Regions from separate parts of the Mus musculus genome. Here region 2 is linked to region 1. Evidence: chromatin contacts called from ENCODE POLR2A ChIA-PET data. All regions are on one chromosome and are shown on one strand. The core of a region is the stretch at or near the end of the contact, and the rest is flanking DNA. Distances in the headings are between cores, read along the strand shown. Region 1 holds the start of Srsf7 (serine and arginine-rich splicing factor 7). Region 2 overlaps Dhx57 (DEAH (Asp-Glu-Ala-Asp/His) box polypeptide 57).

Region 1 (5,977 bases), core at 2,428-4,927:
TCTGTCTCCCGAGTGCTGGAATTAAAGGTGTGCGCCACCACCCCCAGCTTCATTTTTTATAATATGACAGAATTATACATTCCAAAAACCTTTCCTCTCCAGAATTTCTAAAAGCATTCTGGGAGATCTGATGATCGTGGTTTACAGAAAAATAATGAAAGGATGTAGTTGAGCATGGACATTTAGAGCAACCTGCAGGGAATATGTACATGTGTAAGTATATCATACACAAATACACATTAAAAGATCACTGTTAGAGATTTTTTTCCTGAGGGGTTGTAGACATTGGCTGTCCTAGAACTCACTACGTATACCAACCAGACTGGCCTCTAACTCATAGATATCTGCCTGTCTCTGCTTCCCAAGTGCTGGAATTAAAAACATGTGCTTCCACCACCCAGCAAGATTATTTCTTTGTGTTAAAAAGAAGAGAGACAGATGCACAAAACGTTTAAATGGATTGTCTTATTGTAGAATTTTCCTCATCTGACATAAAGGTGACAATAATTTAAGAACAAATTTAAAACAGTGAAGAAAACAAGATTTAAAAGTGAGCTTTCACTGGGCAGTGGTGGCGCACGCCTTTAATCCCTGCACTTGGGAGGCAGAGGCAGGTGAATTTCTGAGTTCGAGGCCAGCCTGGTCTACAGAGTGAGTTCCAGGACAGCCAGGGCTACACAGAGAAACCCTGTCTTGAAAAAGCAGAAAGAAAAAGTAAACTTTCTCCTTGTCTCCTGCATGCATGCCTCAGGCACTAGGTAAAACCACCATTACATATATAGTCAACTTTTTCTCAGAACACTGGAAGATGGATGTAGGAAGAGCTTACAGCAAGATCCTGTTTCAATAAACAAACACCACCAACAAAAAACAACTGTTCAACTCTTTTCATTTAATAAATGAAGATAAATTTTAAAAATTGGGCTGGGCAGTGGTGGCACACGCCTGTAATCCCAGCACTTGGGAGGCAGAGGCAGGTGGATTTCTGAGTTCAAGACCAGCCTGGTCTACAGAGTGAGTTCCAGGATAGCCAGAACTGCGCAGAGAAACCCTGTCTCAAAAAACCAAACCAAACAAAACAAAAAAATTGATGTAAAAAGATTATGAATACTCTGCCTTCCTTTTTTTGTTGTTCTAAATTCAAAGATAGGGTTTTTCCTATGCAGATCATAGGATTATAATACTATAATACTATGTAACCCAGGCTGGCCTCTAATTATTTTCCTGTCTTAGCCATAACCCCCAACTTTAATGTGGTAATAGCCAAGATTTTTTTTTAGATTTATTTATTTATTTATTTATTTATTTATTATATGTAAGTACACTGTAGCTGTCTTCAGACACTCCAGAAGAGGGAGTCATATCTCAGGATCGGATGGTTGTGAGCCACCATGTGGTTGCTGGGATTTGAACTCCTGACCTTCGGAAGAGCAGTCGGGTGCTCTTACCCACTGAGCCATCTCACCAGCCCCCAATAGCCAAGATTTAACAACTGTGGCATAATAATAATCACTCAATAGCTTATATTAGCAAATGTTAGAATATGTGTTGACCCAAGTAGATTCATTTAAACTCAAATCTAGAGGCTGGGCATGGTGGCATACACATTTAATCCCAGCACTCAAGAGACAGAGGCAGGTGGGTCTCTCTGAGTTCCAGGCTAGCCTGGTGTACCGAGAGAATTCCAAGATAGCTAGGGCTACTCAGAAAGACTCCAATCTTGAAAAACAAACAAACAAAATCCCAAACAAACAAAAAAGTGGAATTAGACTTTATAGAATTGCTATTCCTTCAGAGAGAATACAAATGTTTATAATTATTGCTCAATGCCTTTCAGAGAGAAGCAGATTAGAAGAATATTTCTCTAGCATGAAAAAAAGCTCTGGGTTGTATACATAGTGAATCTGTGGGAGGCCTGGACTGCAGAAGTTCCTGTGGCAAGCAAACACAGGAAGATTGAGGCAGAACAATATACTGTGTAGTAAGACTGAGGCAGAACAATATACTTCACTGTGTAGAGTTTCTATTTTCTTGCCAGAGATTTTTGTTGAGACACTATAATTTTAAATATTTGAAAATCAACATACATATAAATTAGTAGTACTTAAGAGTCTTTGCTTTTAAAAAGGGGGGGAGGGGCTAGAGATATGGCTCAGCAGTTAAGAGCACTGACTGCTCTTCCAGAGGTCCTGAGTTCAATTCCCAGCAACCACATGGTGACTCACAACCATCTATAAGGTATCTGATGCCCTCTTCTGGTGTGTCTGAAGACAGCCACGGTGTACTCGTATAAATAACAAATGAATCTTTTTTTTTTTTTTAAAAGAGTCTCATGCTTTATTGACCAAGAAGGACTCCTTTAGAGAAAGCACTCCACACCTGAATCCACACACAGCAAATGAAAACGGAGATGAAATACACGTACCTAGGAACTTCCTCTTTTATGTGTAAAATTTCCAACCCTTGAGTATTCCAAGTAGTTACGATGTAATGTTTTTTGTTTTTTGTTTTTTGTTTTTTTTGGTTTGTTTGTTTTTTGCTGGTTGATAAAAAGAACTTGGGCTGGTGAGATGGCTCAGTGGGTAAGAACACTGACTGCTCTTCCTAAGGTCATCCCTGAGTTCAAATGATGAGTTCAAATCCCTGCAACCATATGGTGGCTCACAACCACCGGTAATGAGATCTGACTCCCTCTTCTGGAGTGTCTGAAGTCAGCTACAGTGTACTCACATATAATAAATAAATAAATCTTAAAAAAAAAAGAACTTAGCTCTCTTTTTAGAGTTGAATTTTGGCAAATGCAGAATTCAAAGGCAGATTTTAAGCAACTCAGGGAGACTGATACGTATTGAGTGGCTGAGCTGTAAGGTTTTAAGTAAAAATTCACACACAACTTTTAAAAAATCCAAAGCACTAGAAGGGAAAAATAAATTTGTGCTTCAGATGCAAGAATTGTCTCGGCTCAGTATGCTTGCAAACTTTTACAGTTTTGCCACAACTTTAACATTGCCAGAACCCCTTCTCCACAACCCTATCCCTTTGTTTCAGCAAACCCCCAAGTACTCAGATCAAACTAACAAATTAGTGACTCAGTGCAAAAAGGAGAGGTATTATGCAGACTCCCCGGGGGAAGTCATCCCTTTTGAGGCCCGTGATGCAATAACCATTAGACATAACTGTGGAGTAAGGGTTATTTTCACACTGGTCTTAGTTTAATTACCTCTGTTGAGCCTTAAAGATCACTGAACACAGACTAGGCCAGGTACCCCAAAGGTGGCGACCGGGACAGCAGCGGTTAAATTTTACGGACTTTCACAGAACGGTCTAGTGTACCTGTACTTAGGTTACGGTCGCTGTCAGTTCCTAGATTAAAATGAAGAGGTAAAAGGGTTGGGAGAGGTTAGGAGGACCCACAGGGTTCAGGAAAGGGGAAGGGGAGGGGAGGGAGCAGGAGACCGCCGGAAGGCCACAGGTTTATGGGCAAGATCCCGGCGTTCCCATGGAAACGTATCCCTCCGCTCCGCTCGCAGAGTCTCGCTCTAAGTTCCCTCCGCCCCGCCTCTAGGCTGTTTCCGCCCAGCTTCTTTGTGCCGCGCAGAACGTTGACACAACGCATGCGCAGAAAAAAAGAATCCCCGCCCGCCGCCTATATAAGCGCGACTCCGGCCTCTTCCTTGTAGTGCCGCCGGGATTGCAGGCAGAGGAGGTTGCGCAGCCGCTTCCGTGCTACTCGCGCTGTGAGCATTCCAAGCTAGAGCCGAGTACACGGGCCGGCCATCATGTCACGCTACGGGCGGTATGGAGGAGGTAAGCGGCCAGGGCCCCAGGGGAGGACGGTGCTGCCCGCCGACCGAGCAGAGCGGGGCCGCAGGGGCGGCGCGGCGGTTAGAGACGGTTATTCCGCGTGCGTAATGGCGGCTCCTGCGCACGCTGTACGAAGCCCGAGGCCGCGGGGGCGGGGAGGAGGAGGGCGAGCGGGACTGGAGGGCATGTGTGCCGCTTAGGGCCCGGGCGCTTGGCGCCTTTTGGTCTCTCCTGGACAGGCCGAAGCCTGGCGGGGTCGCCGTGGTGGCGTTGGCCATTTCTCCGCGCTGCCGCCCGCCTCCACCACCCCACCCCCCGCCCTCGGCGGCGGCGGCGGCTGCCATTTTGAGCACATTGATGACCGTGGTGGCGCATTTCCTCAGCGCTTTCCCGCCACTGGAGCCGGGGAGTGATGATGGGCGTTAAGATTCGGGTTGGGCTGGAGACGGAACGAAACCGGCAGCTGCGAGCTGCGCGTCGTCCAACAATTGGTCGGCATGAGGAGTAGCGCGAGGGGAAGACCGCTGCAAGCGGCGACGGCTTTTTTTCTCTCTCTTTTTTTTTCCTTCGCCGTTTCGAGCGTGGCTTCTGGCTCTGGGGCGGGGACTCGGGTGAGCCTGCGCCTGCTGTGGAAGCCGGGAACTGGCTCGGCCCTGATCCTCGCTGTAGACCTCTCCGCAGGCCGGGCCGCCGGAGCCCGCGCGCTGTTGTGCCCGAGGCTGCGGGGACTCGGGGGGCGGGGCGGGCCCGAGCCGGGCCCCACCTCCACCCCGCACGCCTCAAGTCTACCATGCTCCCGCTGCAGTCTCCCAGGGTTTCCTTCCTATAAGAGCGCCAGAACTTGGTCGCAGGTCTGGCTTTCCAGTCTTTCACGCTGTAAGATTTAGTACTTGGTGAAGACCTCTAAATAAAGGGAGCCAGACCTGGTGGTGCACTAGCTGCCTCAGGGAGGTTGAGGCCTGAGAGTCGTTTGAGCGATGTATAGCTAACATAGTTGTAGGGTGGCTCCGAGTAGATCACTTAGCTGGCTCAGAGTCTCCAAAACAAAACGTGTACGTTGCACAGCTCTTTAAGGATGGTCTGTTTTAAAGAAATGAATTCCCTATCACACGTTGAATAACATTTGTTCTGTTTACATTTTTTAAACAGAAACCAAGGTATATGTTGGTAACCTGGGAACTGGTGCTGGTAAAGGAGAGTTAGAAAGGGCATTCAGTTACTATGGGCCCTTAAGAACTGTGTGGATTGCCAGAAATCCTCCAGGATTCGCCTTTGTGGAATTTGAAGACCCTAGAGATGCAGAGGATGCAGTTCGAGGATTGGATGGGAAGTAAGTGGGTTGTTTTTCAAATTTCTTTAAAATATTCCCTCGGGCTGGATAAGTAATCTCGGTGCTAATCATAGACTCTCTGGGGGTGGACCTTATTTTTGATAGTGTCTCTGGCCTATGTTGACCTGGAACTCACCATATAGCTCCGGTGGTGGTTGGAGCCCTCATTCTGTCAGCCTCTCACATGCCTTACCCTTCAGGCACTGGATAACTTAAGATTTAGGACTAAAGGTGGAATTGGCGGGGTTTTGTAAACAAAAGACTAACCGTGTAGAGAGAATGAGCAGTTGACATTTTTTTAATAAATTAATTTTTATTAGATATTTTCTTTATATACATAGCAGTTGATATTTTTAAATCTAGAAGTCACATGTGTATTCTAACATTAGCATTTTCTTATGTTTTGTAGAGTGATTTGTGGTTCTCGAGTGAGGGTTGAACTATCAACAGGCATGCCTCGGAGATCTCGTTTTGATAGGCCACCTGCCCGTCGTCCCTTTGATCCTAATGATAGATGCTATGAGTGTGGTGAAAAGGGACATTATGCTTATGACTGTCATCGCTATAGCCGACGAAGAAGAAGCAGGTATTTAATTAATGAAGGAATGGTTGGTATTCTAGTTAATCAAAGTAATTCTTTTATTAGCAAGGCAGAAACTAGTGTTTTTCTATAAACTTGAATGTTAATTGTACAGGTGTATTTTACAATTTTTGTTTAATTAAAAATGTTACTATATTAATAATCAACCTGGTCAAAACCTTTCAGGTTTCTTCGTTTGAGTCAGTCGCCTTGATTCAGAATGTCACGAGCCTTATGATATCATGCTGAGGCGCCTTGCAAAT
Region 2 (5,724 bases), core at 81-2,580, 46 kb before region 1:
ACACGGCTCTTAATGGTTACTGCCACGGTGCTCTAAAGGAATATTGTATGTGGTTCCATGGCCAGCGTCATGAATGTGAAAGTCAAACACGGATGCACAATCACAAGCAATGGATTCATTTTCCCAGGTGACTTTTCCATGAGCTTGGATGAGAAGGAAATGGCTAAAGCAAGTGTGTGTGGTGTCTGACGGACCTAAGTCATCACAGCAGTAATTACACCATGGTCCCACAGTAGACCGGACCTAAGTCATCACAGCAGTAATTACACCACGGTCCCACAGTAGACCAGACTGTACAGCTCAGGAATAAGGTGGAAGATCACTTGTCTGTGCCCCGTCGTCTTGACAACATTCTTAAATGTAGCTCAGTAAAGCACTTGCAGGAACTATGCTCAATCCCCAGAACCACACTTAAGAAGGAAGGAAGAGCCGGGCAGTGGTGGCGCACGCCTTTGATCTCAGTGCTCAGGAGGCAGAGGCAGGTGGATCTCTGTGAGTTGGAGGACAGCCAAGGCTACACACAGAAACCATGTCTCAAAAGGAAGGCGGGGAGGGAGGGGGAAGCTGGGAAAGAGGGAGAGGGGAAGGGGAGAGAGAGGGAGAGAATGAAAGAAAGAGAAAGAAGAGAAAAGAAAGAAAGAGGGGAGAGAAGGAGGGATTGAAGGAAGAAAAGAGAAGAGAAAAAAGAAAAAGAAAAGAAAAGAAAAAAGCTAGAGGTGGCACCATGCACTTGTATCATCCGTTCTGGGGAAGGAGAGACAGGAGAATCACTGATGTTCACTGGTCAGCCAGCCTACCCCACTGGGCGAGTCCCAGGCCTGTAAGAGGGACCTTGTCTCAGAGAGAAAGACTAATGGAGGGGGTGGAGAGAGATAGTGTCTGAAGAATTACTCATGCACACAGAATCACTCAAGCTTGCATTTCCTTTTCCTTTCCAGATACGACGCAGGCAAAGGAATGGAAAGTCTAGAGGACACGTTCGTGTCTCAGGCCAACGCTCTGCAGAGGAAAGGCCGAGCTGGCCGAGTCGCATCAGGGGTCTGCTTCCACTTGTTCACGAGCCACCACTACAACCACCAGCTTCTGAAGCAGCAGCTCCCAGAAATCCAGCGAGTGCCCCTGGAGCAGCTGTGCCTCAGGTTATGTCCCAGTGGGCCCCCCTCTGCTTGCCTGGGCCCCGCTCCTCCTCCTATTTAAGTTTCATGATCTTTTTCCTAGCAGGACATTGTGCTGAGAGTAGAGTGCATGAAGTCACCATTTGCAGAAAGCACATCAGTGTGGCCCCCTCCTCCCATGTAACTCTGCACACAGAGACTTTCACATCCTCAAGAAGACATTTCTAAATTAGGAAAGTAACTTGACTTGCCAGGGACTTCCTGCCAGAGGACACAAGTATCACAGTATGCCAGGGAAAAATCTACAGCCTCATTATCAGTTAGAGAAAAGTAAACAAAACTTACAACACCATTGTTAGCTAATGAACAAATGTCATAAAATGGGATTTAGTAAGTAGTTGAACAGATTCAATATTATATGAGCTAAAGAATTTTTAATTCAATGTTTATGAAAAATTGCTTGATGATATAAGAATTGCAAAATATCCATACTCTTTTATCCAGTTGTTAACTTAAAAAGGGAAATAAAATAACCAAGGCTACAGTAAGGCTTAGTTGTATAGAGCTCTTTTTAAGTGCTATGCACGGTGGTCAAGCCCTCTGCCCCGTGCTCTAATCCACTCTGGCTCCTGCCAGCGTAGTTCATCATTTATTCCTTCTTACAGTTTCACTACATTCGTCACTGTCAGGGCATGGCTACAGGGAAATGCCTCAAGAGAGAAAGCCAAGCACCAAATACATGTACTTTAATGACAGACAGCTGTCTTATTTGAGCTGATAACACCAAAAGAGACTCTAAAACCAGGTGGTGGAGGCGCACACCTTTGATCCCAGCACTCGGGAGGCAGAGGCAGGTGGATTGGGTTTCTTTATATAGCCCTGGCTGTCCTGGAACTCACTCTGTAGACCAGGCTGGCCTTGAACTCAGAAATCCTCCTGCCTCTGCCTCCCGAGTGCTGAGATTAAAGGCGTGTGCCACCAGGTCCGGCTTGGATTCCCACACCCTTACCTATACTTCGTTCACCATCAGAACTGCCTGTCATAATCCGAACCCACTGTTAAGAGAAAAAGGCCACTTTGAAAGTTTGTTAAAAGAATTTTTAATATGGGTAGGTAAACTTTAAGTGTCTCTGTAGTTTATTGCTAAGAAAACTAGAGGACAAGATTTTAAAGGCTTTTCTTAAAGCAACCCTGCAGCTGGGTATGGTGATCCTTGTCTGTAGTCTTGGAATTGAGGAAGCTCCTTCCACTTGTCTCAAAGCCATGCTGTGCTGTGTGGCTTAGAAAGGTACTCAGGAGGAGCTGGAGAGAGGCCTAAGAGCACTTGCTGCTCTTGCAGAGGACCTGAGTTCAGTTCCCAGTGCCCATTGTCAGACAGTTCCTCGTAACCATTTGGAATACAGTTCCAAGGGAGCCTACACCTCTGGCCTCGACGTGAGCACCTGCACTGTGTGTACACACCCACAGGCAGACACATCTCACATAATTAGCAAGGATTAAAATCATCTTTTTTTTTTAAGGCATTTCTTAAGAAACAAAAGATCCCTCTGCTTCATTCTACCAGCTATCAAATTTATAAATCATGATTTTATTCTTTTTCAGAATTAAAATTTTAGAAATGTTTAGTACTCATAATCTCCAGTCCGTGTTCTCTCGGCTCATTGAACCTCCACATATTGATTCTCTTCGTGCCTCAAAAGTACGGTTGCGAGACTTGGGAGCCTTGACTCCAGATGAAAAACTGACCCCGCTGGGTTATCACTTGGCCTCTCTGCCCGTGGACGTGAGGATAGGCAAGCTGATGCTCTTAGGTTCTATCTTCCGCTGTTTGGACCCTGCTCTCACCATTGCTGCCAGCTTGGCTTTCAAGTCCCCTTTTGTAAGTGACATTTGTCTAAATTGGAATTTTATGTCACAGTTCTCAAAGGGATCTTTAGACTTTTGAGGTATGTGAGTGCATGTGTGTGGGTGTGAAAGATCTCAGAGCACAATGGTATGTGATCCTTAGAAAAATCTTTATTTCCCCATCCCCCAAAAAACCTTGGGGATTAGAGGTATAGCTTATTAAAATAATAATATGCTTTTTGTTTACTATTGCTTATTTTAGAACAATCAAAAATAGTAAGCAGCAAGACACCACTATATAATTTCAAAAGGTAGTGAACACATGCATCAGCTGTGAAAAGTAACTCAATAGAAAGGTAGTCTGCACGCACAGTCCACTCGTGTAAAATCTAAGTCAGACCTTAGGAGTTCAAGTGCAATCCCTAGCACCAGAGGAGGGAGGAAAAGGTTTGGGTTCTGTATAAGCATCCCACCATGACCAGCTTCCAATGCCAGCCCGAGCTGCATGGTGAGTTCCAGGCCAGTCTGGGCTATAGAAAAAAATCCCTCTCCCAGACATCAACATAAAAAAAGATAAGTTAGGTGTGATGATCTTTTATTCTGGAAGCAGAGGCACCACAATTTTGAAGCCAGCTTAGTGTACATAGCAAGTTCTAGGCTAGCCAGAGTCTCACAGTGAGAGTGTCTTAAAAATCAAAAACGGGGGCTAGAGAGATGTCTCAACAGTTAAGAACACTGGCTGCTCTTCCAGAGGACCAGGGTTTGATTCCCAGCACCCACATGGCAGCTCACAGCTATTTGTATCTCCAGTTTCAGGGAATCTGTCACCCTTACTGACACCTGCAGGCAAAACACCAATGCACATAAAGGTAAATCATTAAAAGAAAGAAGTAGAAAGAGCCAAATGACAGAGCCTGAAAAAAAAGAGCGGTCCTTTGATGGCTTGTCTTTTGCCATTCGGCCCTAAAAGACCAAAGAACTTATCTTGGGTTCATTTCGAACTCACAGAACAAACAGGCCACTCATCAGCTTCACTGTCGGGCTTGACCCTGACCCTGCAAGAGGTTTCCCCAGGTAGTGGCTTCAGCATAGGAAGGGGCCATTTGAAACCTCAGATACACCGTGTCCTTCAAATCCATTCCTCATCTAGGTGTCTCCCTGGGATAAGAAAGAAGAAGCTAATCAGAAAAAGCTGGAGTTTGCATTTGCAAACAGCGATTACCTGGCCCTTCTATGTGCATATAAGGTAAGGGGCCCTCAGAACGTGGGTGTGTGGCCACAGCTGGCACCAATGTCAGTAAGTTCAGCTTGATTCTCTCCACGATTTAGGGTTGGCAGCTGAGTACAAAAGAAAGCGCACGAGCAAGCTATAATTACTGCAGACAGAATTTCCTGTCTGGGAGAACCCTGCAGGTGAGTTGGGTCTTCTGTGCCATCCTCATCATCTCGCTGGCGTAGCTGGCAGTTGCCCAGAGGGGTTGTCAGGACAGTGGGACTGCTCAGTCTTCTCAGCTATGCAAAATGGATTTCTGAAGATGAGGATATGTGTTTCTGTCTTCCCCTGTGACACTGTTGTAGGCCTCCTTCCATGGCGTCTGGGAAGCCAGCGTCTTGATGGAGAAGGTCTCTACAAAGCTTTTGTTTCACTAACAATCTGGAGACTGGAGAAAGGGAGGCCCAAGGAACACAAACAAGGTGGTCTTAGTTCTGCTGCTTCCTGACATCCAGAGACCTGACCAGACCTGACCTGACCTGACCTGGTTTGTTCTGACCAGTGAAATGAATTGGATTCAGGTTGCCAGCATGCTAAGCAAACCATCCCCCATCCATGAGTGCCTCCCACTTTTAAAGTAATTAAAAGGCACTTTTGTGTTGCCAGGACTGTCCTTAGCACCTGCACTCAGTCCTCTTGCCTCTCCTTGCCTTCCAAGTAAGGAGCCCTCAGACATGAGCCACTGCATTTGATTCTTGTTAGCCTATATTTGAACAAAAGCCCCAAGACAAAGACATTGGCAAGTGTTAGTGTCTAAATGTAAAACCCTTAATAATGTCCCGTGTCCCCAGCATCAGCTGTGATCCAGGGCCTCCATAAGGTAGGAAAGGAGGGAAAGGTCTGCAGGTGAGTTTCACTGAGAGAAATGCTAGCTACTCTCGGCTCAGGTAAGGGGCTCACAGGACATATGTGGATAGAAACACAAACAGAACGGTTAAACGTAAATCAACAAGCCTAATGGCGGGGTAGCCGCCCACCTAGCATTTGGGAAGCAGAGGCAGGCGGATCTCTGAGTTCAAGGCCAGCCTGGACAACAGAGTGAGTTCCAGGACAGCCAAGGCTACCCAGAGAAACCCTATCTTCAAAACAAACAAAAACCAAAGCAAAAGGCAACAAGCAAAAGTAAATTACATTTTCAAGGAAATCAGACCTATCACACTCCAGTTAAAATGTGTAAAATATAAAATGATCATAGGGGTTTTTGAAGGCTTTGGATTTCCATGTAACTGTCTCACTCTGCCAGTTTGTAATAAATGAAAGTCACCTTTAAAAAATGACAGAGTCCAAGTGCACTCATTACTACTCACTGTTGTTACACCTTTGTGACTGCCATTCACCTTGGATGTGTTGCTAGCTCCTTCTTTAAAAGGTCCCATCCCAAGCCAGGCGTGGTGGCGCACACCTTTAATCCCAGCACTAGGGAGGCAGAGGCAGGCGGATTTCTGAGTTCAAGGCCAGCCTGGTCTACAAAGTGAGTTCCAGGACAGCCAG

Evidence for each region. ChIA-PET counts read pairs that join two places held with the same protein, here RNA polymerase II (POLR2A).
Region 2: POLR2A ChIA-PET joins it to region 1 with 122 read pairs in Patski. The contact joins the enhancer-like site here to the promoter of Srsf7 in region 1. POLR2A ChIA-PET finds 5 or more read pairs at or near these places in 5 of 5 experiments (Patski and embryonic stem cell).

The regions. Positions count from the first base shown.
Region 1 is chr17:80,205,005-80,210,981 of GRCm38, reverse strand. Srsf7 (serine and arginine-rich splicing factor 7) reads left to right here and starts at 3,677. Exons shown (of 8, transcript NM_146083.2): 1 at 3,677-3,807; 2 at 4,954-5,134; 3 at 5,544-5,720. The coding sequence starts at 3,780. It also overlaps a transcript of Gemin6 not described here.
Region 2 is chr17:80,248,502-80,254,225 of GRCm38, reverse strand. Dhx57 (DEAH (Asp-Glu-Ala-Asp/His) box polypeptide 57) reads left to right here. Exons shown (of 24, transcript NM_001163759.1): 16 at 939-1,139; 17 at 2,718-2,994; 18 at 4,111-4,206; 19 at 4,290-4,373. Among named protein-coding and RNA genes, the nearest start is that of Gm52289, 19 kb to the right of the region's middle. Within about 2 kb of position 1,330, at least 1 of the 3 ENCODE cell types and tissues checked has a DNase peak (open chromatin) inside an H3K27ac peak, as active enhancers do.